Regions from separate parts of the Homo sapiens genome. Here region 2 is linked to region 1. The links are chromatin loops, found by intact Hi-C in ENCODE. Cell type or tissue: Caco-2. All regions are shown on one strand. Links, peaks and the distances in the headings refer to the core of each region. The heading gives the core; the rest is flanking DNA.

Region 1 (16,101 bases), core at 4,852-9,851:
ATTTATTATAGCAAAAGGATGGAAACAACATAAATGTCCAACTACATGTAAATGCTTAATAAGATGTGGAATTTGGTGTGGACTATTTTTGAAACCATTAAAATCATATTTTAATATAAATATAAAAATATGACATGAAAATGTTCATGATATGGTAAATGAAAAAAATGAAGAATCATTTAATTGGTATGATTCCAATTTGTTAGAGATACTATGTAAGTATACATATGCAGAAAACAGGACCAGAAGGAAACATACTAACATATAGAGTGCATGTGAAAACCAGGGGTTCTTAGGTCAGATCACTAGAGGGAGAAGGAGGCTGGGAATTTAAGAGAAATGAAGATGAGAGTTTACCTGGGACTATTTTAGAAAGGGTAGAAATTTGAGATGAGACCCAAGAAAAAAAAAAGCAAAGACTCAAGGTAGAAAAAGCCTTTAGTAATGAAGGTATAAAGTAACTGTTGATGATTATCACAATTGATGTGACGAAGGTTTTGAGTGAAATGAAAGAAGAAATATCTGACTGGTATGAAGACTTTATTTTGCCAGAGTGAAGGAACATAATGCTGAAAATTTTTCTTCTCTAGAAAATGAGAAGACTCTAAAGATTTTTGAATAGGGACATAAGCCCATACAAATTGTGTATGGGGAGGCTGAATCCCCCAAACAGTGGGGTGATGTGGAGGCAAATTCACACACATGCTTGAACTGCATGAGGTGATGGCAGTGATTCCAGGCATTCTGTGATCTCGGCCTGAGAAGCAGAGATGGCAGAAGAAATGGAAATCCTTAGTTAACTCACAATATTTCTGCAGTTAAGCAGGCCGGGCTTCACTTCCTTTTATAAAGCAGGAAATGAGAGCAAAGGGAGCTAAAGTGCTTTGTGTCAATAGGATTTTCCACTGTCACCTTTAAAAGAAACCTTAAGATTGAACAAAATATTTATTGCTTTCTTTCTCACATTCTACCACTTCATAGCCTACTTCATGCTGTCTCTCCCATAATGATGGTTATATGTACACATACAAAATTGTACATTATCTTTAGTTATGAGTTAATATAAGGTAAAAATAAATAGGCTATTGCATTCAGCCTGCCCTGTTAACCTAGTCAGCATAAACTTTTTAAAACTGAAGAGCAATCTAATTATTTAAAGAGTCACCCTTCCCTTGACTCTAGTGAAATCCACAGCCAAGACATATTTTTCCTGCTGTGGTCATGAATGTAACAGCAGTAACTTTTCAGAAGAAAGCTAATCATGATGTGGCAAGGTAGTAATTCACTAATTCTTTCTAAAGTTATCCCAACATGAGAAAGGATATTTACTTTCCGAAGTCACCAACATCTAAAATGTTTTGAATTGAGAAATGAAGGACATTCCTCCCATTGAAGAAAAAGGGATCAGAATTCAGAGTTTCTGACTATAGGATGACTATCTTAATTATTACATAGGTAACGAAATTTCAAAGCATTACAGTTATATTTCAATAATTTAAAAATACTTGTGTAAATCTGCCGAATCTAAGGAGACATGATGACTAAACGTTCATGTGGTATGCTGAATGGTATCTTGGAACGGAAAAAAGATATCAGAGAAAAAGAAAGGAAATACAAATAAAGCACAGTAGAGTTTAGTTAACAATAATGTGCATGGAAACTGCACCCCCTCCCCAACAGCTTGCCCTACACATCTCTTCATCTATATCCTTTGCAATCTCCTTTATAGTAAACCACTAAAAAAGCCCAACACATAAAACAATAATGTACCTATGCTGGTTTCTTAGTTGTGACAAAAGTACCATGGCAGTGTAAGATGCTATAGCAGCAGGGGAAACTGGCAACTGCCTGAATTATCTTTGCAACTTTTCTGCAAATCCAAAACTATTTCAAAATAAAAAGTTTATTCAAAAAATACTTGTGTGGGATATTTATAAGTTCCAATACTCACTACAGACCCATAAAAGAGATGGAAACTTACGTTTGACTCCTAAACATCTCTGGGCAATGCATGCAATGTTCCGCTACCTCATGTATGTGGAACCCCCATTCTCCATAGAGAACTTCCACAGTGTTCATCAGACTTCATCTATAATAATTTCTTAAAATATTTTTTTCTCCCCCATTAAAAAGTCACCCTGAATCCATTCTTGGTGTTAGATCTACTGGGCATACTTTCCATGGCAAAACACTGAAACCATCTTAGAAGGGATGAAAGGTCAGCATGGGGTGGATGTGTGTGTTTTTCCATCTTTCTGTTACTGCCCTTCTGAGCCCAGGCTTTCAGGAAGGAAGGGTGGAATTTGCAAAGACCTGGCCCTCAAAGCTCAGGAAGGGAGGAAGGTCTAGCTGGCTTCTTGGTTACTCAACTCCTTCATTTACGGGAAGCAGAGCCAATGGTAAGATGAATTCTAGCTCTGTGCTCCTGATGAAAGAGGGCAGGCCCATTTACAAAGATGTTCTTGTTGCATTTAAATGATCATATTCTTCCACCACAGATGAGCTAGTGAGCTAGGTACTGGGCAGCATGAAGAGATGAAGTGCACAGAATCACAGGACTATTTCATACTTGTGTTTTCTTTTTTGGGGGGATACAGAAGAAAACTAAATGTACTTTGTAAATGTTTTAATGTTTACTTTGGCAGTTTATGTATAAATAGGCCAAAAGAGACTGTTATGCTGCAGCTAAGACATTGATTTTTCATAAGCATTTCATTATACTTGTTAAACGCAAAGAAGGAAACTTTACATATAAGTGTTTGAATAATTACTCAGTGGAGTCATTCCATATTTTATAGTAATAAGACTGGCTTCTCATAAATGGAACATTTAATGAATAACTTTAAAGTAACTGCACTGATGGTTTAATTTCTCTAACAAATTCAAGTGGTCAAGCAACTCTGAGGGCCACGATACTCACTGTGTAATACCATAAAATGCTGATATCTTAATTTCAAATGCAATTTATTTATACTTGATCACATATCATACTATTGCTAGATTATAGTATTTGATGAGTAACGACAAAGATTTAAGAATAGTTTCATAGAAAAACAATATCATAAAAATCTATACATTAAATATTTTTTTTCATTCAAGTTAGGAAAAGATTCTTTGATTTTAACATCTTAGTTCATTTCATAGAACAGTGTTCCACTAGAGAATAATTAAAGCAATGCTGACTAACACTAATATAAATCCAATGCCAGTTAAATTGTTTTCACTCTTAATTGCTTACATTCTTCATCTGCTTCCTTTTCCGGAAAATTACTACTACCAAGATGGTAGAAAGTGATTTTAGCTCAGTTATAGAGGTGTGAATATGTTTAACCATGTGTTTCCTGTTTACAGATAGTATTTTAACATATTAAGAAATAAAGTAAACGGTACATAAGTACACAAGTACACAAAAGTATGTAAGACATAACATCTGGAAGAAAACCTTAACTGAAGTTACTTAGAATGTTTGGGCAAATGATCTGCAATTCACGGATATGACACTAGTTAAGAATATAAGTCACATTCAATTGCAAATAGTTACAGCTTAATGTTCTCAGAACCCAACATGTGAGACTGACCACTCACGTGCCATGTTTTCATAGTTTCTCTAGTGTATGGGATGATCAAATGGTCTTGGGTTCAAGTTACAACTCTGCCTCTTATAGCTGTATAAGCTTGGCATGCCACCATTTCTCTGATGCTTTGTGTTCTCAGCTGTAAAATGGGACTAAATACTTACCTCATTGGGATTTTAAGAGGACAAATGAGATGCTATAAAACGTGGGGCACATAATAAACCTTCCAAAATGTGTTTCCTTCTTTCATTTCCAAATATAGAAAGAGGAGCATTAAAAAAAAAAGACAAAAAATGACTGTGATGAGATCACAGGCTAAGTTAATAACAGAATAAGTAACAGAATTTGCTGTCAGGATTTTATTCACCAGAGCTGAAGAAATGTCACTTTCTAAGTATATTGTGGGAACCTGAAAAGCCCCACCTATCCCGTGTCCAAGCACAAACTCCCAGGGTCTTCATTAGAACCCTTGCAACTTAGTTTGTGTTCCCATTCTTTTCTGACTCCAGCAGATGTAAATACAAAGCCTTTTGCCTGGCGCCTTGCAAATGCTTGCATTAGAGGTCACTGAGCAATGTCTGTCCTGCATTAGACCCTTGAGAGAAAGGTAGCAAACATCTGGCTCCCTGAGTTTGCTGCAGGCAACAGCTCACTTCAAAGCCAATGAGAAAGGACACTGAGGATAGTAACTCATGACTATTCTGGAATCAGAATCAATCAATTGAATAAAACCAATTAACTCAGGATCCTCAACCACTCTGAGAAAAGTGTTGAGTCCAAATATAAGTGGGTTGTGACAAATGGACACAACCCTCTGCAAGAAGGCACAGTGTGAAGCTCCTGTACTTCATTTGGTATAAGAGCGTTCTGTAAAACACATGTAGCCCTCATATGATCCTGCTCTCCCCTTTCTCATCTAATTCTCAATTATCTGTCCTTCTTCCTGACAGATTCTCAATCACCCATGCAATGCTGATGCTTCCTCTTCCTGCTTCACTGCCAACTCTCTTCTTCTCTTTCTCCTTCTTCTTTTTTTGAGATGGAGTCTCACTCTGTTGCCCAGACTGGAGTGCAGCAGCACAATCTCGGCTCACCGCAACCTCTGCCTCCCAGGTTCAAGTGATTCTCCTGTCTCAGCCTCCCGAGTAGGTGGGACTACAGGCACACACCACCACGCCCAGCTAATTTTTTTTTTTTGGTATTTTTAGTAGAGATGGGGTTTCACCATGTTGGTCAGGCTGGTCTCAAACTTCTGACCTCAAATGAGCCACCTGCCTCAGCCTCCTAAAGTGCTGGGATTATAGGAGTGAACCACTGCATCTGCCCCCAACTCTCTTCTTGATCCCTGAAATCTGATTTCTGTCCTTGCCACATTATTGGCACCTTTATTTGAAAAATCAGCAGGGACAATTCAATGGCCAACCAATGGCCTTTTTTGCAATAATTTCCCTTGAAGTCTCCTGAGCAAATGACAGTATTCACCAGGTTCTCCTGGAAAGGATTTCTTCCCCAGAATCCTATGATGTTGCCCTGTCTTAATTAGCTTCCTGTACTTTCTCTTATCTTCTATGCTGTTCCTCATGAAATGCCAAAGCATAGTAGGACAATTCATCTGTGACAATAAGGATCTGAATTCTGATTGCTCTGACACATGCTCCTTTGCAGAGTAATCAGACTTTATTATGCAAAGAGAAAATAACTTCCACTTACTGTATGAGACTGTTTTAAAAGTTGAAATAATACTTCAAACAGAAAAACATTGTACAGCATACAATTTTTGGTATTATTTAACACATTGTATGTTTATATCATCATTAAATACTACATAAGCAAAGGTCTAAAAGCCAAGGGCAGAGCAAATCAACAAGCAAGCATTTGCATGTAGCTGGAAGGTATGTGAAAGAATATTCGTTTCTGACTTCATTCATCAGCTAGAATTTTCATTTCTGAGAGTAACTGTATCTAGTGGCTGTCATTAATACAATCTCCAACAGGTAAGGGTCACAAACTCCCTCAAGTAAGAGTTATTTTGGAGTGTTGCTTTTTCACTTTTAAAAATGGGCTAATTTGATCATCACCCACCCAGGCCCACGCTCATCACGGTTGGATGAGTAGTTCTTTGTTGTTGGCTATTGTTTCTTTGGAGAATCTGAAATAAAATGCTGTGGACTTTTATTGTAAAAAGATGTCTGTACAACGAAGAAAACCACTTGAAGGTAAAATGGTGAGCTCACATGCCTTTCATTCATAGATGCTCTCCACAGATGCCAGATAAGGAACTCATCACTGGTTCCATGATTATGTTCTAGCACGCTGCTTTGTTATTTAGGTGCTACCAATCATAATCAGCCACTATAACTTAGCTTGTGAAAGTAAGCTTCAAAGTATTTAACATTAGTCCATCGACTATGAAAATGCACTCTACACATCCATGAATAGCCATTGCAGCAAAAGCCTTCCTCAAAGCCACTTCCAGTGAGCTCCTAGCTGCTAACCTCCAGTTCTTCCTGGTCTGCATCTTCCGTGATGTCCCTGCATCAGCTGCTGTGATGGGCCATCCCTGCCCTAGAGAGCACTATCTCTAGACTTCTCCCACTTTCCAAACTACCCTTTTTCTAGCCATTCTTTTGTAGATCCCACCTCCTGATACTAAACTCTTTATGACGTTCTTTACTTATGTGCTCTAGTCTCTATCAGTGTTTGTTGAGTGACCACATAATAAACTGAACCCGTTATTTTTCTTGAGATATTTCACCTTCCCTGAAAACTCAGTATGCATAACGGATTTACAGCCTTCTCTTGTCTTCTGCCCCCAAGTATAGTTTCCTCTGCTTGAAGAGCTCATAGCCCATAGAAAATAATCTAGACCCCTCAGCACGGCTCCTACTACCCACTGCAATGGGCTCAGTCCACCTTTCTACCCTCATTCCCAGCACTCTGCTCTTTTCACCTTCAACTTCTCCTTTGTCTGTGAGACCCCTGCTGCCTGGCATACCCTGGCCCAATTTGTTCATCTGGATAAAAGGCTTATTTTAAATGTCACTGCTCCTTGGTTGCTTCTTGTAGCACACACTTGTGTACCTTCCTAGCATCATTAACTCCTCCTTTATCTGAGTTCCTAGAGCACTTGATACAACCTCTATTATAGCGTTTACATTGCCACTTTATTTGTGTAGATAACTGTCTTCCTTCTGGGATTGAGAATTCCTGGAGGACAGGGCTCTGTCTTATTCATTTTTGTGACTTCAGCACCTTGCACAGATCCTAGTATGTGTCAGGCACTCATTGTTTGTTTAATTGAATGGAAATCGCTCCAAATCATGCTTAAAACTACAGTTATCCTTTGTTTCTCCTTTTCTCAACCAATGTTTATCCTTTTTATATAATTTTGCTTATAATCGTCCTTTCTTATAGTCTCACTGCCTCCATTTTAGTTTAGGCCCCTTTAGCTTAGAATCTTTATCAATGCCATGTTCCCCAAATGCCTTAGGTCTCTTCATTACTGCCTTCATGACCATTGTCTCCTTAAGGCTAACATCAAGTTGACAACTTGATACTGGTATGCATACAGCCCCATCCCACTGGCATTAAGATCTTCCACAATCTGATCCCTTTCTACCTCTGCCGCCTGATCTCTTTTTTAACTTCTGCCAGACTGTAGGAAATGTTTGTTTACAATGGAAAACTAAAGCATACCTCTCAAGGGGTTATCTGATTCTGAGTCTATGGGGGCTCTATACCTGTCAATGCCTTTGAGCTATTTTAAAATTGTATAAATGGTAGATACCTGATAGCAATGCAAAATAATTCTTGTCTATAGACATGAAAAACTGTCCAGTGAAGGTTCAGTGGACTTCCCTCCCCCACATGAAAGAAGCCAGTTTTGCCTCTGATTGCATTCATTTCAATGATGATTTATAAATGTGTCTGTTTTTTGGAATTTAACTGGTTGTAACATCCTGCACTAATAACAAGTTAAATAAAATGTTTAATACAGGTTCATTTTATATCTCTATGTGAGTCATATTTTTGCCTGTTTTTGAAGATTATCCTTTAACAATACATGCCTTCTGCATCAACTAAATTGATCAATTTCTAGGTTCCTCAAAGATAACTGATAGTGTCATTTTTCTGTTCAGGACCTTTGCATAAAATGTTCCTTTCTTCTGAAATTTCCTATCTTCCTCATCATCAACACTCAGCAAATCCTATCGATTCTACTGCTTTAGGCACCTGATAAATCTTGTTCTCATCTAGAAGGCATTTTCTAGCTAGGCAACTGGTCCTGAGGCATGTGTCTTCTGTCCCTGAAGTCTCAGCATATTTACTGTCCACACCATTCATGTGGCACTTCTTACACATGCAGGCCTATGTCAAGGCTGGTTGTGCACTGCCTGACCCTCTTCCAGATCTGGAGCTCCTGGAATGTGAAACACATGCCTGGGGACCACATTCTTACATCTCTTTGTCTCATATAAAACTTTGTGTGTATGTATATACATATACACATGCACAGTAAGTGTTTGCTAAATTACTTTATTACCAGAACGATTTTTAGTTCCTTTTACTCGCTAAGCCCTGACAGTTACTATAGTAATTTAAAATAAATAGTGATAGTATATACATCTTCAAATGCTGTTGGAATTCTCTTCTGCCTTTATTGATTCTTGTTACTGGTATGACTTTATCACTAGCATGGACCAGAAGGGATAGCCCATACTGCTCTGAACCTCTGCTGCCTGCTCCATGAAGGCCTCCCTGGCTCCTCAGGGCAGGGCGAAGTTTGCTCTCCTGAGGCTCACACCCGCTTTAGCTTACTTACTAGTCTGCGGTTATCATTTATCTGATTGTAGTTCTATTTTTCTCTCCAACGAGACTCCAGTGGTGGGGCCTCTAGGGCAGGCACTATGCTTCCTTCCTGTTTGTTTCCATGAGTTGGCATAATGCTTGGCACATGGTTGCCAGGAGGTAGGTGCTGTATAACAATGGAAAAAAACTCATATTCCTGAAGTTTGTGAAAAGTGAAATTCTGGAAATGAGGGCACAAATTCCTAGTTCTCCAATGTGTAAAGCATTCACTAGTATATTTCTCCTACTAACACTGAGCTTTAAAAATCCTGTTTAGACATCTTGTCATTTATAAAATCTTTTTTCCAGGTTTCTTCTTTATTTTTATTTTTTATTTTTGAGACAGAGTCCCACTCTGGAGTGCAGTGGTGCAATCTCAGCTCACTGCAACCTCTGCCTCCCAGGTTCAAGCGATTCTCCTGCCTCAGCCTCCCAAGTAGCTGGGATTACAGGCACGTGCCACCACGTCTGGCTAATTTTTGTATTTTTAGTAGAGATGGGGTTTTGCCATGTTGGCCAGGCTGGTCTCCAACTCTTGAGCTCGGGTGATCCACCCGCCTCGGCCTCCCAAAGTGTTGGGATTATAGGCGTGAGCCATTACGCCAGGCCCTTCCAGGTTTATTCTTACAGAGTTGGAGTGTAATTAGGTTAAATTTAGAAATACTAAACCAATAAAATTATGAGTGTAAAAATATAAAATATAAAAGAAAACATGAAGTTTTAGCTTCTAAATATATATGTATATTTAAGTTCAAACTGGAAAACTGGCAAATTTGAGGAGAAACCCACAGTGGGAAAGAAAGAGGTACAGAACTGTAAATAGTTCTACTTTGGGCATTTTGGCTAAATATCTAGTGGATACATCTAGCTGTTACCCAATAACAGGTTTTCTTCTTTTTCTTTTCTTCTTCCTTAGGTATAAAATACCCCATTTTTAGACGGACACATAGTCACCCAAAGTAAAATTTCTCCACCTTTCTTATAGCTAGATGTGGCCATGTGATTGACATCTGGCTAATTGGATATAAGTAGAAATGGTATATGCTATGTTGGAAAGTTTTGTTTTTTGTTTTTCTATAATTCTTTTTCCATTTCTCCTTCTGGCTGCCTGGAATACAGATGCAATGGCCAAGCTCTAGCAGCCATACTGGACTTTGAGAATGTAAGCCATACATAAGAAAGAAAAAATAATCTTGCTCAAGAAGATTTTACTTTATTTGCCATTTGTAGCCAAAGCTAATCATAACTGATAAAAGATTTTAGATCCTTTACCTGCTGAAAACTTCCCTCTGAACTCTCATCAACCTAGTTTTTAGAAACAAAGATTATGGAGTAAAAAGCACAGGCTGTATTGTCAGAAACAATAAATTACAGTCTTGGCTCCTTCAGGTTTTAGTCATATAATATTGGGAAACTTCTGAGACTCACCATTATTATCATCTCTATATTAAATATAATATCATAGTAAATATAATGTTATATATCCTATAGATATATTTAATATTAACATAATAGTGTATTAATATTAATACAATAGTATATTTAATGTTAATATAATTTAACTTAATATTAATATATTATATTTAATGTTAGTATAATTTAATATTATATTTAATATTATTATATTATATTTAATATAGAGATAATACCTTCTTGGAGTTGCTGGAAGGACTGAGTGATGTCAGGTGAGATAATATGAGAAGGGGCTGGGTAAACTATAAAGTATTACATGAATTTTTTTTTGCTTCTATTTCTAGCAAGAAGAAAATGAATCATGGGCTGGTTAGGTAGAGGAGTAAAAAGGGCCATTCAGGATTAGTCAGTGAAACAGTAGATACCTAGCTCTATATACCCTGTTGTTCATGCCAGTGACATTTAGAAGAAAGAACTTGATACAAATATCATTTAAACAGGAACCAACTGTATGTTGTTCAAAGGATGCACTTAGCATAGTACCTATCACATATAAGTACTAAATAAATGCTATCTCTACTATTACAACTACTCCTACAATTATAGCAATGGAGTCTGAACCACTCAAGGTGGCATCTCCAGCATATTCTTTTCCCATAGACAGACTTCTGTGGCAACCCAGATTAAAATCCTACTGTTTGGAATAAAACTATATAATTTGAATGTTTAATGCCAAAGGACTAAGAGACCTTGCTATATTCATGGCCTTACCAATGGAACTGAAATTCTTATAGTTTGTTGGTTGAAACAGCAGATGAGCACTGTTTTAGTGCTGCTGAGATTGGTAATTGATAAAGAACAAAAATGTACTCATCACAGTTCTGGAGGCTGGGAAGTCCAAGATCAAGTCACCAGCAGGTTCACTGTCTGGTGAAGGTTCGGTCTCTACTTCCAAGATGGCTCCTTGAACACTGTGTCCTCACATGGAGAAAGGACCAAAAGAGAGGAGCTCCCTCTGTCAAGACCTTTTATAAGAGCACCTAACCCCATTCACAAGGGAGGGGCCCTCATGGGAAAATTACCACTTAAAGGCCCTACCTCTTGATACTATCACATTAACAGCAGCTGAATTTTGGAGGGTACACATTTGAACCACAGTAAGCACCTTCAAAAGCTATTATGCTTTGCCAACTTTTTCCCCACTGAATCTACAGGTGGACCAACCTTAGTCAAGTTTCTCTATGGCTTTATATTAGTCTGTTCTCACGCTGCTAATAAAGACATACCAGAAACTGGGTAATTTATAAAGGAAAGAAGTTTAATTGGCTCACGGTTCTGCATGGCTGGGAGGCTGCACAATCATGGCACAGGGGTGAATGAGGAGCAAAGTCACGTCTTACAATGGCAGCAGGCAAGAGAGAGCATATGCAGGGGAACTCTTCTTTATAAAACCATCAAATCTCATGAGATTTATTCACTATCATGAGAATAGCATGGGGAAGACTGGCCCCCCATGATTTGATTACCTCTCACTGGGTCCCTCCCATGACATGTGGGAATTATGGGAGCTACAATTCGAGGAGAGATTTGGGTGGGGACACAGCCAAACCATATCAGGCCTGAAAGTCTTGCTATCACTTTAAAACTGGACTACATTTTGTGGCTTGTCCTCTCTCACAGTTCATTTGTGAGTTTATGATGTAATGATCAGAGGACAATCCTATGTGACCTATTTGAAAGTTCTTAGTGACCATCTTACTATTGGTTCACACTTAAAGTGTCTTTAATACATAGAGATATGTTACAGGGCAGGGCTTCTCAAGCGTTAATGTGCATGTGAGTCACCTGGGAGTTTTGTTAGGTGGCGGATGCAGCAGTTCTGGGGCCAGGCTAACAGTCTGCATTTCTAGCAAGCTCCCAGGTGATGCTGATGACACAGATCCATGGACAACACTTGGAGACGCAAAGTTAAAAGTGATATAGCTAATTAAGTGACAAAGGTGGGATTTAAACCCAGGTTTGTCTAATTCCAAAGGTCATGTCTTTTCCACAATACTGAGATTCAGAAATAGAAAGCTGAGTAACAAATAAGAAATTGTGTTTAAGCCTAGTTATTTGGGATTACTATTATCTGCAAAGTTAAAATTTAGAACGATTTTCTCAGAGGATAAAGAGAGGTACATTAAGCTGGAGAAAAATGTTTTTGAAGAAAGGACAGTGATAATTTAATAAGATAAAGAGACAAAGAATATAAAATAGAGTGGAAAGCTAATAAAAGACAGGTGATAAGTATGTACATTTTTTTTTTTCGAGATGCGGTCTCACTGTTACCCAGGTTTGAGTGCAGTGGCGTGAACTCGGCTCAATTGCAACCTCCACCTCCTCAAGTGATCCTCCCACCTCAGCATCCTGAATAGCTGGGACCACAGACATGTGCCACTATGCCTGGCTAATTCTTTTGTATTTTTGATAGCAGCAAGGTTTCGCCATGTTTCCCAGTCTGGTCTCGAACTCTTGGGCTCAGGAGATCCACCTGCCTCGGCCTCTCAAAGTGCTGGAATTACAGATGTGAGCCACTGCGCCCAGCACTATTTATTCTTTTTTTTTCTTATTATACTTTAAGTTTTAGGGTACATGTGCACAACGTGCAGGTTTGTTACATATATACATACACATGTGCCATGTTGGTGTGCTGCACCCATTAACTCGTCATTTAACATTAGGTATATCTCCTAATGCTATCCCTCCCGCTTCCCTCCACCCGACGACAGGCCCTGGTGTGTGATGTTCCCCTTCCTGTGTCCATGTGTTCTCATTGTTCAATTCCTACCTATGAGTGAGAACATGCGGTGTTTGGTTTTTTGTCCTTGTGATAGTTTGCTGAGAATGATATTTATTCTTAAAAAGCCACAACTTGCCACATTTCCAAAATGGTAACCCCAAACATCATATACCGTATTCACCAAGGGTCTCTGACCACCTCAGCACCTGCCAGGTGACAACAACAATGGACAATGTGACAAAAGAAGATAGTGCCATGGCACAAAGAGATGAGGCCCATCTTCCATTTCACCAGCCTTCTGGAAAATGGCTAGCTTGGCTGGCAACAGAGCTAGCCCAGAGCCACGCCACCGTTGCAGGGCTGGCTGTGAGCATAAACCTGTGAGGTCTCCTTCACAGAACAGCTCATAAAATAGAAAACAAAGGATTTTGTCTGTACAGTCATGGTGTTTCTGGATCATACAAGTCTAAATTTGTACAGCCAGGGAGACTTCCTCTGGATTTCATATTAAAGGCAGTTTCAAAGCCCGACAGAAAGTGTACACCCTGTGTGGTTTTCATTAGACCATAAAAACACCGTACTACCACAAGCCAGGGAATATCTAGCAGTATTTTGTGTCTGACGTTGGCACCAACTGAGGTTTTTGAAGAACATAATGTCCTTTTTGTCATTAACTGCAAAAGTTTAGGAAACTTCACAAACATACCTCCAGCCTCCTTGGATGTCCTGTTATCCATCATTTTTAAACATGCCTAGGGCCTTCCTGGTTACTGAACCAGAATCTATCAGATCCTGATTTCATATGTTTATTACCTACTGTTTAGAGTTGAATGTTCTTTACTAGTCCTAACCTATTTTCAAAGGACTTACCTTGTATTTATTCTGTCTTAAATCATTTTGTTCATGTATTATTTTCTCTATTAGAATCTAAGATCCTATACTGTTTTATACTTATTTTGAGGTAGTATCTTTCTCACAAGACTCTGAATTCTTGAAGACCTAAAAGTTATCTTAGATTTTGTATCACCAGTACCTAGCACAGCGTCAAGCAAATAGTAGGCCTTCAAAAAAATGTTGCATGAAAACAAGAATAAGCTCTAGTGCAGAGATCTGATCATCACATAGTATCATTCATTTAGAAGAATCTCAAGTTTTTAAACGAATGGAATTTCCTTTAAACTCTCTTTTCTTGGTTTCTTTAATTCTGATATGTAAAGATTTAGGAAATAATCAATTGAAGACCTACTCATATTATCCCAATACTTTCCAGTTCTTTTTGATTCTAACCAATAGACATTTACTGAACAGCTATAAACCACAACCATGAAAACTGCAGGGTACAGTTCTTAAGACCACATACCCATATACTTTTTGAGGATGTTCATCCATACAACAATAGTGAGCATGCAGACCTTGCCTTGCGTGAATGCTGAAATAAAGGAAAACTAGTATATAACATATATATCACATACCTGATCAAATTGGGGGTCTTCTCCACGTTGCAGAGATTTTGTCAATGGCTTTTCCTAGAAAGAAAAAGAATATATGCAAGAATAATTATTAGAGTCTCTTAAATAGTATAAAAGAAATGCCATTATTGTTCCATTTTTTCTCACTCATTTCTCTCATTATGGAATCAGGAGGCACCAATTTTTAAATGAGTGAGGTATTCTCCCTTAGGTATTGTAACCATAGTAGTTATGTTTGATCATTACTGCCACGACTCTTGCTATTCATCTTAATACATGTCTCTTTGACCAAAACATTAAGAATCTGATACTTAGGGAAACTCAAAACTACAATGAGATATCACCTCATACCTGTCATAAGGACTTTTATCAAAAAGACAAAAGATAATAAATGTTGGCAAACATGTAGAGAAAAGAGAACTCTTGTATATTGTTAGTGGGAATGTAAATTAGTGGAGCCACTGTGGAAAAAAGTATGGAGGATTTTCAAAAAATTAAAAATAGAACTACCATATGATCCAGCAATTCAGCTTCTGGGTATGTATCCAAAGAAAATGAAATCAGTATCTTGAAAGATATCTGCATGCTCATGTTAACTGCAGCATTATTCACAATAACCAAAATATAGAGTCAGTCTAAGTATCCATCAGTGGATGAATGGATAAAGAAAATGTGCTACATATATATACAATGGAAGACGATTTAGCCTTAAAAAAGAAGGAAATCCTGTTATTTTTGACAACATGGACGAACCTGGAGTATTATTATTATGCTGAGTGTATAAGCCAGGCACAGAAAGACAAATACTGCACAATCTCACATAAACCTGAAATCAACAAAAGTCAAATTCATGGAAGCAGAGACTAGAATGGTAGTTACCAGGGGCTGGCGAGAGAGGAATGAGAGGAAATGGAAGATGTTGATCAAAGAGTACAGAGTTTCATTTAGATAGGAAGAATAAGTTCTGGAGAGCTACTGTATAGCATGGTGACTGCAGTTAATAATGTATTGTGCTATGGCCTCAATGTATCCCCCAAAAATTCATACGCTGAAACCTTCAAGGTGATGGTGTTAAGAGGTGGGGCCTTTGGGAGGAGATTAAATCACGAGGGCAGAACCCTCCTGAGTGGGATCAGTAAGAGGTCCTAAGGAGCTTGTTCTCCCCTTCTGCCATGTGAAGATGCAGCGGGAAGGCACCATCTATAAAGAAAGGGGGAACTCACCAGCAACCAAATATCCCCGTGCTTTGATCTTGGACTTCTGGGTATCCAAAACTCTGAGCAGTAGATGTCTATTGTTGATAAGCCATTTATTTTATAGTAATTTGTTATAGCAGCCTGAATGGACTAAGATACATTGTATACTTGAAAACTGCTGAGAAAGTAGATTTTTAAATGTTCTCATCACAAAAAAAATTTACGTAATGTGATAGAAATGTTAATTAGCTTGATTTACTCATTATACATATATCAAAACATCATGTTGTAACACCATAAATAAACTTATTTGCCAATTTTATAAAAAGAATCTGATGCTATAAGTGGTCCTATGTCTTCAATGGCAACAACATAATAAAAACCGTAAAATTTATTTGAAAAATTTAATATTTATCTTGGGATTTGACAGATAATAAAAAGTCACGGCCAGGTGCATTGGCTCACGTCTGTAATCCCAGCACTTTGGGAGGCCGAGGCGGGCAGAACACGAGGTCAAGAGATGGAGACCATCCTGGTCAACACAGTGAAATCCTGTCTCTACTAAAAATACAAAAATTAGCTGGGCAAGGTGGTGTGTGCCCGTAATCCCAGCTACTCGGGAGGCTGAGGCAGGAGAATTACTTGAACCCAAGATTGCTCCACGGCACTCCAGCCTGGTGACAGAGCAAGACTCCATCTTAAAAAATAAAAATAAATAAAATAAAATAAAAAGTTGAAAGCAATTCACTATTCCAAGTCCCTAGATTTAGAAGCAAAGTAAGGTTTATTTATTAGACTGGTACTGAGGGAGAACCTAC
Region 2 (16,101 bases), core at 5,818-10,817, 130 kb before region 1:
AATAGAAGAATACTTTCTGTAGAATGAAAAAATTCATTCGTTTTAAGCCATATTAAATCTTTCTTAGTTTCTTCTTCCTAAAGTTAAACAGATTCAGTTCCTTTCCTTCATAAACCTATTTTCCAGCCCCTTGACCATAGGGATTCTTCTATAAACCATTACATTTTTCCAGTGGCAGATAACCCAGGTCTCAGAATGATTGGTGAGTTGAGAATTTTTAAAGCAATCTTCCTAATCTCTTTAAAATGATTCTCCCCCCTTTAATCTGATTTACGGTTTGTTATGTGGAAACTGCTAGGAGGCCAATGCCACTCTTAGATTTTTCTTCTTAACGGAACTCAATTCACTGCATCCTTCTTTCCAAATTATAGAGGGGACAGACACTCAATATGGTGTCTGCTCAAGGTCAGAGACAGGAGGACTTTGAGGTTAAGGAATGGCAGAAGACTCGCTAAACGATTTTCCTAAGTCTTAGTGGTCATTTTACAATTCTGGGAAGGAATCAATGTAGAGGAACACATTGGGCTGTATTTTCTTCTCTCTTCCAATGAAGTTTTCAGCTGAACACTCACTGAGAACCTGCTCTGTTGCAGCCGGCACTATGCTACATGTTCCATTCCCCTAACCTTTGAGAGAGAAGGTGAGTCCTCCTGGGCACCCACTTTGTCCTTCCCAGCACCCACTTCACCTTCTTCTGGTAACACTGTCCCTCTTTTTATCTCGGAAAGGCTCCATTCCCACTAAGTGAGGCTATGCCTCCCTCGCATGTCCTGCAAGATCTTTCAGAATTGCTAAGGATGTCAAAAGAGGAAAGGCCTCTGTCGCTCTGAAGTCATCAGAGCCAAAGACCATGTAAACCTGGAGCTGCCAGAGGTCATCTGGGCCTCCCATAGAAAAACCCTGCCTGAGAATGAAGTCACTGGAGGGGAAAACAAGGGCCAAGATGTTGGGAAGGGAAGGTGGGGACAGTGAGGAGACAGCCTAAGAATCCAGTTTCTGACATCTGTGAACTAGGAGCCAACTGTGCTTGAAGCCAAGATGAGTAAGTTAATAAGTTTCTTTACCACAGAAGGTAATTTTTCAGTGGGTTTCTGTAACAAGTCAACAGAAGACCCCTGAATAATGCAGAAGTTTTACTTGACAGGAAGCCCAATGGCATCTCTGCTATGCTGTGATGACAGAACTACAGAGAATCTGGCAGCAGTACCCCCGCCCCTTGCCATCTGCATGGCTCAGCCCGTGCATGGACACCATGGTTGAGGTGCCTGTTCCGTGGGCAGCAGACAGGGTGGTCTTTGGGTGTGCAGCCCTATCAACCCTTTGGGAGTCCAAGTGCTATAGAATTGGTTGGGAGAACTAAGGATGTGTTGTTTGGCCTCATTAGGAGAGTGGCAGAGGGGCAGAATTTCTGAAGGGCTGCCATGTGAAAGAGAGACCAGATTTTATTTTCTAAGCCTTGAGAGAACTGGAACCAATGGATAGAAGCAGCAAAGAGTCAGACTTCAACTCAAGGTGATGAACTGTTCAAAGAGCAAATGGGTTCCTTGGAATGCCACAAGACCCCATCCCTGGAAGTGCTGAGACCTATATGGGCAACCTTGGGATGGTGAGAGGGAATCCCTTATGACCCAGCCACATGGACTCAACAGGTCCCTAAACTCCCTCCCAGGACTGTGGGTCTAGGATTGCATACCTGAGAATACTGGGGCCTTTTCCAGCTCACTGGAACAAGGACGTTGGAGTTGGAGCCTGAGGAAGTGGAAGATGTGCTCCGGGTGACGGCCATGGCCCTGGGCTTCCCATCACGCCCAGAAGAATTCTGCAGCTCATCATACCGCCTCCCGATGATTGGAGTCTTGAGAAGAAGACAAACGCACATTATTCTGTCTCAATGGTTTTGTGATATATGAAACCCTTCTCCCCAGAAGCAACCAAGAGCTGCTTATTTGATTAAAAATCAGATTAGAGAAGTTCAGTGTTACAAGTGGGCTCATTTTCTCAACATGCAAGTACACATTATGAGTCGTTTTTCATCTTCAACATTTCCTCCCCTCTTTAGCGGCAGAAAAATGCAACTGCTTGTTCTTTAATATGCTTTAGAAACCACTGACAAAGGGAAGCAAAACATGCAGGAAACCAAATAGTCAGTTTTTGATTGTTTAAACTTGAAAAAAATTTCATATAGTTAGAACAAGAGACCAAAATTCCTTTCCCTCTCCCAACTTTTAATCATTAATCTTTATATACTCTCAATTATTTAAAAATGTATTTAACTTATTTATATCTTTTCAATTATTCAAATGACTGAGGTCAGGGCCAGGTACTTGGGCAGCACTTGAGAAATTTCACTTCCTGAGAGCTCCAGAGTGTGGTGGCTGCATAGGCAGCAATTCGCAAACTCAAGCTCCGAGCAGGCCTCCTCTGCAGACACCAGCTCATGGGCTTGACCTCGGCAGTGGCAGAAACTGTCAATTTTACACCTGGCTCCTGAGACCCATCATTCTGGGGCAGTTCTGGGTCTCTGGAGCATGCTGCTAACCAGCTGCATGTTTTTTTGTACCTCTTTAGAACACAACAAACTCAAATTGCAGAGAAAAAATAGCTTTTCCCCCTAGCCAGGTTAAAAAAAATGTGAAAATGGACCAAGATTAAATTGAAACCTTAATATTATTTACATATTAAATATAGATGCAGGTGTCACAATGGTAGCAAATAGTATCTCATCCTGAATACTGAAATGATGAAAGGTCAGTGAGGACCATTGTATAAAAAACCCAACTTGGATATGACCTACATAATAGTGCAAGTAAGTTCCATATAAGCACACCAGGTTTATTTCTTTTTTTTTTAATATACTTTAAGTTCTGGGGTACATGTGCAGAATGTGCAGGTTTCTTACACAGGTAGACATGTGCCATGGTGGTCTGCTGCACCCATCAACCTGTCATCTACATTAGGTATTTCTCCTAATGCTATCCCTCCCCTTGTTCCCCACCCCGTGATAGGCCTCGGTGTGTGATGTTCCCCTCCCTGTGTCCATGTATTCTCTTTGTTCAACTCCTACTTATGAGTGAGAACATGCAGTATTTGACACCAGGTTTATTTCTTAGTGAATTTATTCATTCAGCAGAGTTTTGGAAATATTTACTAGTGATCTACTAATGCACCAGATGTTGTACTGAGCCCTGGTTATAAACAGGAACAGAGTACAGTTTCTGCTTTGGGGGTTCATGAGTCATGGGGTAAGAGATGTGAAAGCAAAGTTATTTTATACCTTAGACTTCAATATAAGCCTCCCAAATATTTGTTCATGGACTATCAGGTAAACATGACTACTTCCTGTCCTTTCTTTTCTTCCTGACTCCTTAGCTTGGGTCCCTAGTCTTTTGCTCCTCCCTCTCTCTCCCCTGCCCGCTTCAAGGCAAGAATTTAGTTTTACTTGTTTAAAAAATAGTGTGGACTGGGGAAGCAACTATAAAAGTGGAGTCTATATTCCTGTAAATTTCGGTCATCTGCTGAACTGGCTGTCATTCAGGGAGAAACATTGTGGATATAAAGACATGACCATTGTCAGATAAAGAATGAGTGAAGGTCATGGTTTAAAATGCTTATGATCGTTCCATTTTTAAATACCTCTTTTTAAAATCATTTTTTACATAACTGAGGCTAGTTTCTATTTTTAAAAGCTGCCAACTGAGAGTCCCAGTGAATATGACACTCAATGGGTTCTTTAAAAAGCAAAACCTAATTTAGCCCTTAGAAATCTTCATTTGAAATAACTGTCAAATAAGTCTTCTTTTTTCCAGGCAACTACTTTTGATCTTTGCTACTACAAATTCATGCTAAAGTTCACAGAAATAGTTAACATAGCTAAGTACCTCCGAAATATCGAAGTGGAAGTCCAGGGTTTTCCCAGGTAATTCCTTGGAAGCACTAGTCCACACTCGATGTATTTCTATTTTTGAGAGGTCACTGTGCTGGTATGAAGGTAAAACAAGGCTGGCTGACCGAGAAACTACCAGCTTCAAGATATTCAGAGCTTCTCTCCAGTGAACACTCTGCAGGAAATAAAACATTCAAGGGTTAAAAATAATTTAATTTTTTTAAAGCTAATGTATGTCAGAATGACCAGTGAGAAGCTAGTGACCAGTCAGAATTCACTGACTTAAAACAGCGCAGCAGGTTCCATGAGAAGTAAAAGGCAAATGACATAAAAAGACAATGTATATATAAAAGGAGCTATGTTTAGGAGACAAACAAAAAAGACCAATTTTGTCCATTTCAGCTAAATTAAATTCTTATTAATGAGGTACCATTATGGTAATGAGGCACCTCCTTAATTTGAGGGAAAAAAAAAAGCTCCCAATGCATTTTATGACACTGACTGTTCAGTTCACTCTTTCTTAAAGTTCTCCCCACCCTCCGGTTTCCAGTCTTCTTGGTCCTCCTTCTAGTTCTCTGGCTCCTCCTGCTCCATTTGCTTCCTGGGTACCTTGATCTCTGTCTTCAGCCCTCTTTTCTTCTCACTTCTTGTCTTCCTCATTACTTAACTCAGGAATCTGGAAGCCCTTCTTAACCCTTTCTTTCCCTCCCTCCTGGTAATCTGTTCCCTCCACGGCATTCCTGCTGGCACTGGCTCAGCGGCACCCTCTTGGGCCTTGCCTGGACTATCTCAATGGCCCCTTACTGGTGTCTTGGCTTGCAGCCCTTAAGTGCATCAGATCCAGCTAGAGTGATCTTCCTAGAACTCTTCAGACCAAGCCACTTCCCTGACTAAACTCCTTCACAGACTCCCTCTGGTGGACAGGGTGGAGTCCACACTCTTTGAGCATGGCCTGCAAGGGTCATCTCCCCCAGGCTGCTGCTGGAGTTCCCCAAACTTGGCAAGCCCTCTCAGCCTCTGTGCCTTTACTCATGCTATGCCCTCATCCTTGAATACATTTCCCCTCCTTATTGGCATGTCAAATTCCTACTCTTCATTTAAGACTCAGTTTTACCATCTTCGTTTCTCTGACAACCTCCAATCAGACTGTGTGCCGCTCCCATAAAAATATTAGAAACACAGATAAACAAATTTGATGAAAGTTGTTATTATTATTTTTTGCCTGGACTTTGCAGTCAAAGCACATGAAATAAAACATCTATTAAATTCTGCGCAAGGGAAGCCATGGTTTAAATGTGAAATAAGCTACTATTTGAGTTAAGATAAAAAGTATCAGACGTCGCCCGCAGGCCTAAGACAAAATGGACAGCCTCATTAAACAACAAAATGGGGCACACATTCGTAGAAAGGTGTCAACTGACCACCTGTCTCCTGTGAGTGAAGTGAGAAACTGTTAACTGACTGCCTACCCTATGTGGTGTAAGTATGATGCAGCAACGCCACTTGAAAAATGCTTGGAAGTCACTTTCAGCATCAAATAATTTCTGTAAGTAATTTGGTGAAGTAAAGATGGAAAGGAATGTCTAAAATTTATACGGTATATCTTCATCAATGAGCTTCCAGAGAGAACCTAGCATTTGCCCTTGAATCCTACAAGTTACAAAGTACATTCCAGAGAAGAAATAGACAAATACAATATAGAGAAAAGGATGTCTATGCTCTTGAGCTAGGCGCTCTCTACTTAACCCCATCGTGGCCCTGCACTACTCCCATGGCCTGGAGCCTCCCTGCTTTAGTCTGTGGTCATGTGTTTTAGATTAACTTCCAGGCTCTAGAAACTCGTCCTGGTGTGTTTGAGCTATCTTTCCATCTATCTATATTCCTATCTTCCTATTTATCACTGTTGGCCGGGTTGGAGTGCAGTGGTGTGATCACAGTTCACTGTAACCTCAACCTCCTGGGCTCAAGGGAAACTCTCTCCCCAGCCTCCTAAGTAGCTGGGACTATAGGTGTGCACCACCACACCTTGCTGATTTTTAAAATTTTTTTTATTTTTGTAGAGATGGGGTGTCACTTTGTTGCCCAGGCTGGTCTTGAACTCCTGGCCTCAAGCGATCCTCTTGCCTCAGCCTCCCAAAGTGCTGGGATTACAGGATAAGCCACTGCACCTGGCCTTGATATTTATTTTTATTTTCATTAAAATAAATTGTGTTTCTGGTCTTCTCAGAGTACGGCTTTAAGAATCAATCTGGGCTGGACGTGGTGGCTCATGCCTGTAATCCCAGCACTTTGGGAGGCCGAGGCGGTGGATCACGAGGTCAGGAGTTCGAGACCAGCCTGGCCAATATGGTGAAACCCTGTCTCTACTAAAAATACAAAAATTAGCCGGGCGTGGTGGCACACGCCTGTAGTCCCAGCTACTTGGGAGGTTGAGGCAGAAGGATCGCTTGAACCCGGGAGGTGGAGGTTGCAGTGAGCCGAGATTGTGCCACTGCACTCCAGCCTGGACAGAGCGAGACTCAGTTTTGAAAAAAAAAATCAATCTGTAGCTGTTTGGAGATGTCCAAGTATCCTGCCAGGGAGGCTGCCTGGTACAATAAAACAAAGACACTGGCTTTGGATCCAAATACCAGCTCCAGCCTTTACTAACTGAAATCTTGGAGCCAGTCTCTTGGTTTTAAAAATATACATAAAGACTGTTTATTATGGAAATATTAAAATATACACAGAAACCGAGAGACTAGTCTAATGAATCCCTTTGTACTATTCATCAACTATTCACATTTTGTCATCTTGTTTTATTTATCCCCTCAAACAAATGTTTTTTGTTTGTTTGTTGCAGTATTTTCAAGTATATTTCTGCAAGTTTCTTAACCACTCTTCAACTCTAAAGTGACAGTTTTAGCCTTTGAATAATCCTTCACATGTTGAAACACCGGGCCTAGAACCCGGCACATGTGAAAGTTCCTACAGTTCCTTGTCCCCTCTCCTTCTCTGAAACGGGATAAAAAAACCAAGACTCTGCCTCTGCCCTCCAAGTCAGGCGTGTGCTTTCAATACTCAGCCTGTGGCCCCAAGAGGCGGAAATGTGCCTTTTAAAGGCACCGGAGTGTGCCGGGGTCTTGTGCTCTCATTCTCTTCAGAATACTACTCAGGGTGTGGCCAACTCCCACTCTTAACTGCCCTGGCTGTGCCATGGATGTCAAGGAATGAATGAGTGGCCTGGCACCCAGATGGTTTTGTAGCCAAGCTACAGGAAAAGCCTCCATCTTTTTAGAACGACTGGTTGCTTAGTGAAGTTATCCAAGTACTCACTTGCACATATTTTTCAATTGTCTTCAGAACTTCCACATTGAACTGTTTGACAGGAACGACAGAAAGGTCCATGTAGCTGAGAAGACTGTAGATCACCTGGAGCAGGGGCTGCTGCACACTAGGGAGGCCCTTCTCCAGCAGCTGTGGGGGCAAAGTGCGGCTGGAGTCAGTCACACACCAGATCTCCGTATGGAAGGACCCGTGTTTTCCAACACATTTAGGATTGCACATTTCCTTTTTATTTTTTATTTTTTTAGGAGATGGGGTCTTGCTATGTTGCCCAGCCTAGTCTCGAACTCCTGGCCTCAAGAGATCCTCCTGCCTCAGCTCGAAAGTATCTGGGATTATAGGCAAGAGCTACCATGCCTGGCTTGATTGCACATTTCCTTAGGAGGGGAAATAAAATCCTAACTATGAAGAACTGAAGATATTATCAAAATAGACTATATCATGTGTGGAGGTGTAAATATGTAAGTATAAAATTCACATGAGGAAATATTTAAAAACACCTAAAAGGAAAGCATCAGACACCAATTATCAAAAATTACAAATTCAAACAAAAGATAAAATCTGTCAGTTATCAAACTGGCAAAGATTAGAAATTGATAATACTCAGTATTGATGGGGAGATAAAGAAATGAGTATTCTTACATATCAGTGGAAATGTAAATTGGATAGTTTGGCAAATAAGATCAAGAGCAATGAAGAGGTCCATAATCTTTTGACACAGTAATTATACTTTTAGGAATGTTTCTCAAACCAGAGATAGACATTAAGATTTATGTATAAGATTTCACCATAGCATTATTTATAATGGCAAAAAACATACACAAAACAAGAAAGCTTTGTAAGCAATTCAAGTATTGAACGCTAGGGAAATGGATATATAAGTTAACAGCAAACTGTATAATGAAACGTCATGCAGTTAATAGAATGACATTTTTAAAGGCAGTGGAGGATATCAGATAATATTAAGTGGGAAATGAAGGATACACAATTGTCTTTTTAATAGATGATGCCAATATTGACATGAATGTGTGTGTTACATAGAAATAACATTGGAAATAAATTTTAAAATGTTAGTATTGTTTCTCTACAATTCTGGGTAATTTTTCTTTTCTTTTTAAAAACTTTCCTGCAACTTCCAAATTTTGTTATGAATATATACTGCTTTTATAATCATAAAAAATCAATGATATTGACCAAAAGGAAAGCAAAATAAGGAAAACATATATGTGACAGACATCATGATAAAAGTTTACTGTTTAAGATAAAAAGTTGATAGAGATGATCCAACTAAATGTTGAAATTACACAATATTTACGGAGTGGTTAAAACATGAGGAAAGAGCAGGGCGCGGTGGCTCATGCCTGTAATCCCAGCACTTTGGGAGGCTGAGGTGGGTGGATCACCTGAGGTCAGGAGTACAAGACCAGCCTGACCAACATAGTGAAACCCAGTCTCTACTAAAAATACAAAAATTAGCTGGGCGTAGTGGTGGGTGCCTGTAATCCCAGCTACTCGGGAGGGTGAGGCAGGAGAACTGTGTGAACCCAGGAAGTGGAAGTTGCAGTGAGCCAACGTCATGTTGCTGCACTCCAGCCTAGGTGACAAGAGCAAGACTCTGTCTCAAAACAAAACAAAACAAAACAAAAAACATGAGTAAATAATTATGTAAATCTATAATGTGGAAAAATGAATATCTTTACTAGAAAGAAAATACATAAAATAGTTCAAAATTATTAATAAAAAGTGTTAAATTAAAAAATAAATGGAATGACAAAATTTAGTGGGGATACAGGAAAACAAGAATATTTATACACTGTTTATAGTATTACAAATGGGGGGATCTTTATGAAGACCAACTTCTCGAATATGTTGAAGAACTAAATAACATACCCACAATCCATGCCACAGGACTGAATAATTCGACTTCAGGAAATGTAGAGTCATTTGATATTATGTGATAAAAGGATTTTGATAAAATCTATTATTACTTGATCAAATTTCAAATATCATTTGATAAAGATCTACATAACAAGACCATTTGTAATGGAAAAAATTATGAACATTAGCAACAAAAGGGAGATGGTTAAGCAAACTGTGTTACCTTAACCTGATAGACTTCCAGAGTTATTTAAAACAGCACTCTGTGCGCTACCCCAACACATAGAAATATACACACACAGTTAATAATAAGTGAGCAAAGAAGGTTCCAGGGAATACCACAGTGACACAAAATTATATGTATGTGCATAGCCAAGACCTGAAAGAATGTGTAATTGAAACAGAAGTTAATATATATTATATACAGTGGGACCTTGGTTAAGTTCATAATAAATTTTTTGGTGACAATTTTGTGATAAGGGCTGAACAGAACAAATTAGATAACCAATTTTTTTATGGGTAGTAAAAAACACATAACATAAAATTTACCTTTTTAACCATTTTTTTAAAAAGTGTATCAATCTACTTTCCAGACTGCCAGAGTACACTGATACACTTTTTGGTTGTTACAGAAGTACTTAGCTTGGCTAATAAAATCTTCACAAATTCTTTCCACCTGTTTTCTCAAGTACATTCACATTATTATGCAACTATCACCACTATCTACCTCCAGAACTTGTTCATCATCCCAAACTGAAATTCTGTACCCACAAAATAATAATTCTCCACTACGAACTGCCCTGAGTTCCTGGTAACTACTATTCTACATTTTCTCTATAAATGTGCTTAATCTCTGTACCTCATATAAGCAGAATCTTGTCATATTTGTCCTTTTGTCCTCTGGCCTATTTCACTTAGCATAATGTCTTCAAGGTTCACCCACGTGGAAGCACACATCAGAATTTCTTCCTGAATAATACTCCCTTGTATATATATGCTACGTACAATTTGCATTTTTGAAACTTCTTATGGTTACTGAGCCAGACAAATGTTACCTCCTTGCTATCTACACTTCACCTTATTTTAAAGGAGGCAAGGTCTGCCTTTGCAAGCAGAACAAATCAGTTCTCTCAGTACTACTTCTGTGCTGAGGTGTGTGTGTGCTTGCTTAGTTAACTCTTGCAGGGACAGGTATGACCAGATGACTATTAAAACCAGCAAGGTGGTACTTATGAGAGGTTCCTTAAAATGTCAGAGATGTGGATGTGGAAATAGCAAGTGAATCCTGGGCTGCTGACAGTCTGAACACAGGTCACACATTACTGATCTGTATTGCAAGTCAAAATCCTGCACGATCAACTATAAATGTTGATGGATGGGGCATCTCTCCTCTGCTAGGTAGATGCTTTCAGGCTTGTGGAGCCTTTGAGAAAATGGCTGATTTTTAACCTATCTGGCATCTGGATTGATGATATAAATAAAAGAAAAACTAGGATAGATTGTCCTCATCTCTTCTGAAAGGTGCTAGTGATAGCTATGAATGCGTATCACAAAGGAAAAAGCAACACTGAAAATGCTAAAACAACGTAGCGATTACCAGTCATTTGCCTTATAGATTTCATGACCTTGTGTAATAAACTTGTTGGAGACTGAAGATGCTAAACGGAATACATTTCATCTCTTGCCCAACAATATTCTATGTATTTCTAGCACCAACGTACACAGAGGTCAGTGTAGGGTTTGTAATGAATATACTAGAAACACGTTGGTATGATGACAAAGTACCATTCCAGTTTTAAAAACAAACATAAAAGGCGAGAATAAAGTTTATTTCAGAATGTATGCTTTGATAATTAGATCAAACAACCATTAAACATATCAAGCCACAAGGTAACTCCTTAAATAAGATTTGAACACCCAGCGTAATTAGGATAAAAATTTCTGATCTGTGCCGTGTACTGACAGGTGTTACCATAATAAACAGAAGGAGTTTAAGCTTTGGAGGCAGCTATATCTAGGTTTAAAGGCTGACTCTGCTGCTTTAAACTTGTGAAAAATTATTTAACCTGGCTGAGCCTCAGATCTGTATGATATTATCTACATCACTGTGCTGTTGTGAGATTTTAAAATGATTCCATTAGCATGTATTATAATATTTAATAGGCACACACTATATGGAAGTTAAGAGTATACTGAGTGTATTATCAATTTTATGCAAATAATTTACCCTTGGAAGCTATAATAGATTTTATCCTTCATTTCAAAGCTTACCTCTGGCAGGGAATGGTGGCCCACGCCTGTAATCCTAGCACTCTGGGAGGCGAAGGCAGGAGGACTGCTTGAGCCCAAGAGTTGAGATCAGCCTGGGCAACATAATGAGACCCTGTCTCAAAAAACAAAAAAAAAAAGCTTACCTCTGCCAGGTAGGTAACCATATTCAAGGTAATGTCAGCATATGCTTCATGAAGGTATCGACAGACCACATTGACCCACGTGGCACAGTCCCTCGTGTAGCTGTGCGTTTTATAAAGAGTCATGACATGTGCAAGATTTGAAAGTTTGGGGTTCTTCTCTTCTAAACAAACCTTTTAAAATAAAAAAATCAATTAGGAATAAAATAGCCCAATGAATAGGAAGAAATGTTAGCAATTTTACTATAAGCTCTGGCCATCTGGAAAGTAGATTGATACACTTTTTGGTAATTACAGGAAATACTTAGCTTGGCTAATATAATTTTCACAAATTCTTCCCACCTGCATTCTCAAGAATGAAAGCAAGCAAGACAATTTGCATCAGCCACCCCTATATTTCCATTACTGTGATATTAGTTATTATTTCCAGTTTTTGAGAAAATCACTGCCATCTCTGGGCCTTGTAATTTGCCTGACACTAGGGCGTCCTGAAGGCCTCTATGGATCTGCCTGAGTGTGGAACTGTAACTCATACCTGAGCAATCCTTTCGGCTATATCCTTACAGAACTGATTGGGATTTTCAAAATGCTGAATCAGCTGAGGCAGGAGACACAAGACATTCAGTGGAAACCCTGGATTAGAGAAGATACAATGGAGATAGCTGAATATGGTATATTTTAGCTGTTAACAGTGGGAAGGCATGTTACAGATTTTTATACTGAGGTGATGCAAAAGCAGTTTTTTGAATCAGCTTAAACATGATCTAACACAAAATCTATGAAAAATGCACAACCACAATTGCACCAGTTACAAAGAAGACAGTAAAGTAGATCTGCGATTTTAAGATGCAGTGATTATCTTGCACTGGACTATTGTGAATAAGGATGGCTGGCCCAGATGTTTTTGGCGCAGATTGAACTGAGCCAAACTGAGTACTAGTTTGAAATTTTTATCAAAAAAACATATTTTAAGAAAAACTGGTGTGAGAGGACATAGGCCAACCAATTTAAGTCTTAGTCATGTAATTGAAAAGACTCTTTAAAATAAGGAATGGCTTAGTCCCTCTCTGTTAAGCGATAGCTTCATGAAATGAATTCTGGGTCACATGCCATGGCATTAAAAATCTGGTTTGTTGGCTGGGCATGGTGGCTCACACCTGTAATCCAAGGACTTTGAGAGTCTGAGGCGGGTGGATCACAAGGTCAAGATATCGAGACCATCCTGGCCGACATGGTGAAACCCCGTCTCTACTAAAAATACAAAACTTAGCTGGGCGTGGTGGCGTACACCTGTAATCCCAGCTACTCCGGAGGCTGAGGCAGGAGAATTGCTTGAACCTGGGAGGAGAGGTTGCAGTGAGCCGAGATCACGCCACTGAACTCCAGCCTGGCGACAGAGCAAGACTCTGTCTCAAAAAACAAAAACAAAACAAAACAAAACAAAACAAAAAGACATAAATGAAAAATCTGGTTTGTTGATTTGGGTTAATTCAAAACAAGAGGAAACCAACAGAATTTCCAAGAAGAACAAAAAGCAGAAAAGCAAAGAAAAAAATAAAAGATTTAGGAGTTAAGAAAAAAAAATTTTTTTTTTCTGTACGAGAGCAATGGAATAAACTAACAGCACCTGCAGTTTGATCTGGAAAGCTAAAAAGAAATCGCTAATATCTTAAAAATAATTTTGGCCCCTTTTATGCTACTGCCTTAAAAATATTTTCTATAATACAGATCATTGAGATTTACATTATATAGAATTTTATGAGAAAAAATAAACTACTCCCAAGGAACCATTTTTAAGCAGAATTGTTAAAAGCAGTAAGTTCATATTATCTTATTGTACCAAATGATGAACACAGTCACCATCAGAATTGAGACAGGGTGAACGAGGCTGGCTTTACCAATAGCGTGGGATGCATCCACCATGGATATTTTGGACACTGGTGTCAGCAGACTGAAGAGCTGCAGGGTCAGGTCTGTGGTGGTGAGGGATGTGAATCCTTTCAGCAGCAGCTGCTGCAGCCCGGAGAAGTCGGCCCACTTCAGCTGTGCCTGGAGTTTCTCAAGCTTTTCTCGGTTCTCAGCCTTATCGAGTGGCATATGTGCCAGTAGTCTGCTCAACAGCCTTAAGGCCATTAAGTATTCAAACTCAAAATCAGACTCCATCAAGGCCACTGTGACCCAGAATATGGTGGCCAGCAGGTTGGTGGGATGGTTTATGTGGGATGGGTCCGTGAGACTGTCCTTCAAGGAGGATGAGCTTCTGGTTTTTGAGGAGAGGCCTTGTTGGGTACAAGCCTGAATTCTGTCCAGTGTGGCACTTCGAGGTGGGTCAGAGGATCGGTCGATGACACCAAACTTCTTGGGCACAGAGAAGCTTCGTTGATGCCGGCTCCGTTCGGCAGTTGCGGTGTTGCCGCTGGTGGTTCCCGGGTTCATGTTTAGTTGTCCTGTGCTCTTTCTGCTTGCTGTTAGTTTACTGCTGGAGCTTAAATCTGGTGAGGAAGAGCTGGGTATAAAAATAAATAAGTTTAATAGGATGCCAACATGTGTCACCAAAAGCCAGTCCTTTCAAGTCCACTGAGAAACACTGCAGGAGGGAAATCATTCTTTAGAAATGCCACTTTCTATTCATTTATTTTTCCTTATCTTTAAAGCTATAAAAAACAAAACAAGAGAAACCCTCATCAACAAAACAAAAAGCCCAATACTGACTGCTACTTCTTGAAAATGTAGAGGAATCAATAATTGGCCTTAAAGTTTACTGATATTTCATTTATGTTTTGCTTGAATTTGGGTAGGAGTAATTATGAAATAAAATGTACCTGATAGGTATAAGCTTCAATATTCTGTTAACTGACTGATAAGGAGAACAGAAATGGGAATTATGCTATCCAGAAAGAAGCTGGTAAATGTTCATGTCAAAGGAAATTTTTGGTACTTACCAAAATTTAAGAAAAATTATTTCTAAGTCTATGCTGAAAAGGTAAAACTCTTTGTCAACATTCTTGCTATATTTTTACTGATTTAGATAAATCTTTATGTTAATATAGATAAATATGTGTGATGTTTGTAATCATACCAAAATTATCCATAAAAAATGCTCAACTTAAAAATAAAACAAGGCCCAATCGGATACAAGATAACATTACCGACTCAATTTCAAGCAAGATGAGCTCAATAACACAAACAGAATATAGAGTCGTGAATAATTTGAAATGAATTATTAAACATTGGCAGGAGCAAAAAAAAAGATACTGAGGTAGGAATTTCTTTGAATGAAGTCAACATTTATTCCAACTGTTTTTATGGCAACAGTTCAGAAGCTTTGTATATATTCATTTAAAAATAATATTTAGCTTTTGCTTCTCTTTACCAATGTAATAAATAGGATAATTATTACATAAAATTTGGAAAAATACTCAGACAAAAAAAGAAATGAAAAATTATTAATATTTTATCATTCAGAGATAACACTTAGTATCTATCTTCCTGATGTTTTAAAATACTTATATAATGTGTGTGTGTGTGTGTGTGTGTTTGTGTGTATTATGACTTCTTTTTTAACTTAAGAAAGTATTACACATACTTTTTCAGGTCATAAATATACTTCAAAAACTAGATTTTTTCTTTGTACTTTTCCTAAAGTCCAGCATCTCCCAAATACTCCTGTGCAGTATACTTGATGTCAAAGTATCATTAAGCTGATTCTCACCGGGACAATACAGTTAGGAGGTCACTGTTCTTCAAGCAGTCAGACAAGTTATCCACAGCCGCCTCCAAGGTTAGGAGCGCTTCCATTACATAACCCTGCCAAACATGCAAAGATAGCATTTTGTATTGCTTGTAACCATTGTTAATTTCCTAAGATAAATTTAATTAATGTAAACTGTATTCCAATAATGTTATTGCTGCTTTAATTTATGAAGTCTAAAATAAGCTTTAAGGGCCACTTAGGAAATTCAGATGGCTTAGGAGTTAGCAGATAATCATACAAATTTATTTTCCTATGTCTAAGAGCCTCAACAGATCACTTTCATTTGAAATTCAACAGCGAGGGGTAAGCATGACCCTCTGCTGAGGGGAGGGTGGGCATTTGAAATACAGAGTGGCAATGTCTGAAAGCCACAGATCAAGAGGAGAGGTACAGGAAGAGCTGCCTCCGTGGTGTTTTAAACAGCACCTCTGATGGCTGAAAGAAGGAAGCAGGTAGTGTCTGTAGGTGTGCAGGCTTCCTCAGATGCAGGAACATTTCTTTTTTTCTGAGATGGAGTCTCACTTCCGTTGCCCAGGCTTGAGTACAATGGCACGATTTGGGTTACTGCAACCTCTGCCTCCTGGGTTCAAGTGATTCTCCTGCCTCAGCCTCCTGAGTAGCTCGGATTATAGGCGTGTGCTACCACGCCTAGCTAATTTTCGTATTTTTAGTGGAGAAGGGGTTTCACCGTGTTGGCCAGCCTGATCTTGAACTCCTGGCCTCAAGTGATCTGCCCGCCATGGCCTCTCAAAGTGCTAGGATTATAGGCTTGAGCCACTGCCCAGCCAGGAACATTTCTGAAGGGAAAGAAGGACTTGGCCGGAGCCAGAGAGCTTGTAATGCCAGCAGCT

The links. Peaks named below come from ENCODE experiments on the same cell type or tissue, not always from the same donor. Only the 100,000 strongest peaks of a DNase experiment are listed, where the experiment ranks them.
Region 2: it touches region 1 in a loop (37-fold over the local background); 1 of 110 quality-filtered maps calls a loop at or near these places.

What each region holds. Positions count from the first base shown.
Region 1 is chr13:32,100,006-32,116,106 of GRCh38, reverse strand. It overlaps FRY (FRY microtubule binding protein), which reads right to left. Exons shown (of 61, transcript NM_023037.3): 3 at 14,091-14,144. Among named protein-coding and RNA genes, the nearest start is that of FRY, 76 kb to the right of the region's middle. In Caco-2, for the core only: no CTCF peak of the experiment used is centred there; no DNase peak of the experiment used is centred there.
Region 2 is chr13:32,235,280-32,251,380 of GRCh38, reverse strand. FRY (FRY microtubule binding protein) reads right to left here. Exons shown (of 61, transcript NM_023037.3): 43 at 15,209-15,303; 44 at 13,395-14,002; 45 at 12,032-12,129; 46 at 11,500-11,670; 47 at 7,199-7,339; 48 at 3,879-4,058; 49 at 1,694-1,855. Among named protein-coding and RNA genes, the nearest start is that of ZAR1L, 72 kb to the left of the region's middle. In Caco-2, for the core only: no CTCF peak of the experiment used is centred there; a DNase peak (open chromatin) is centred at 8,570.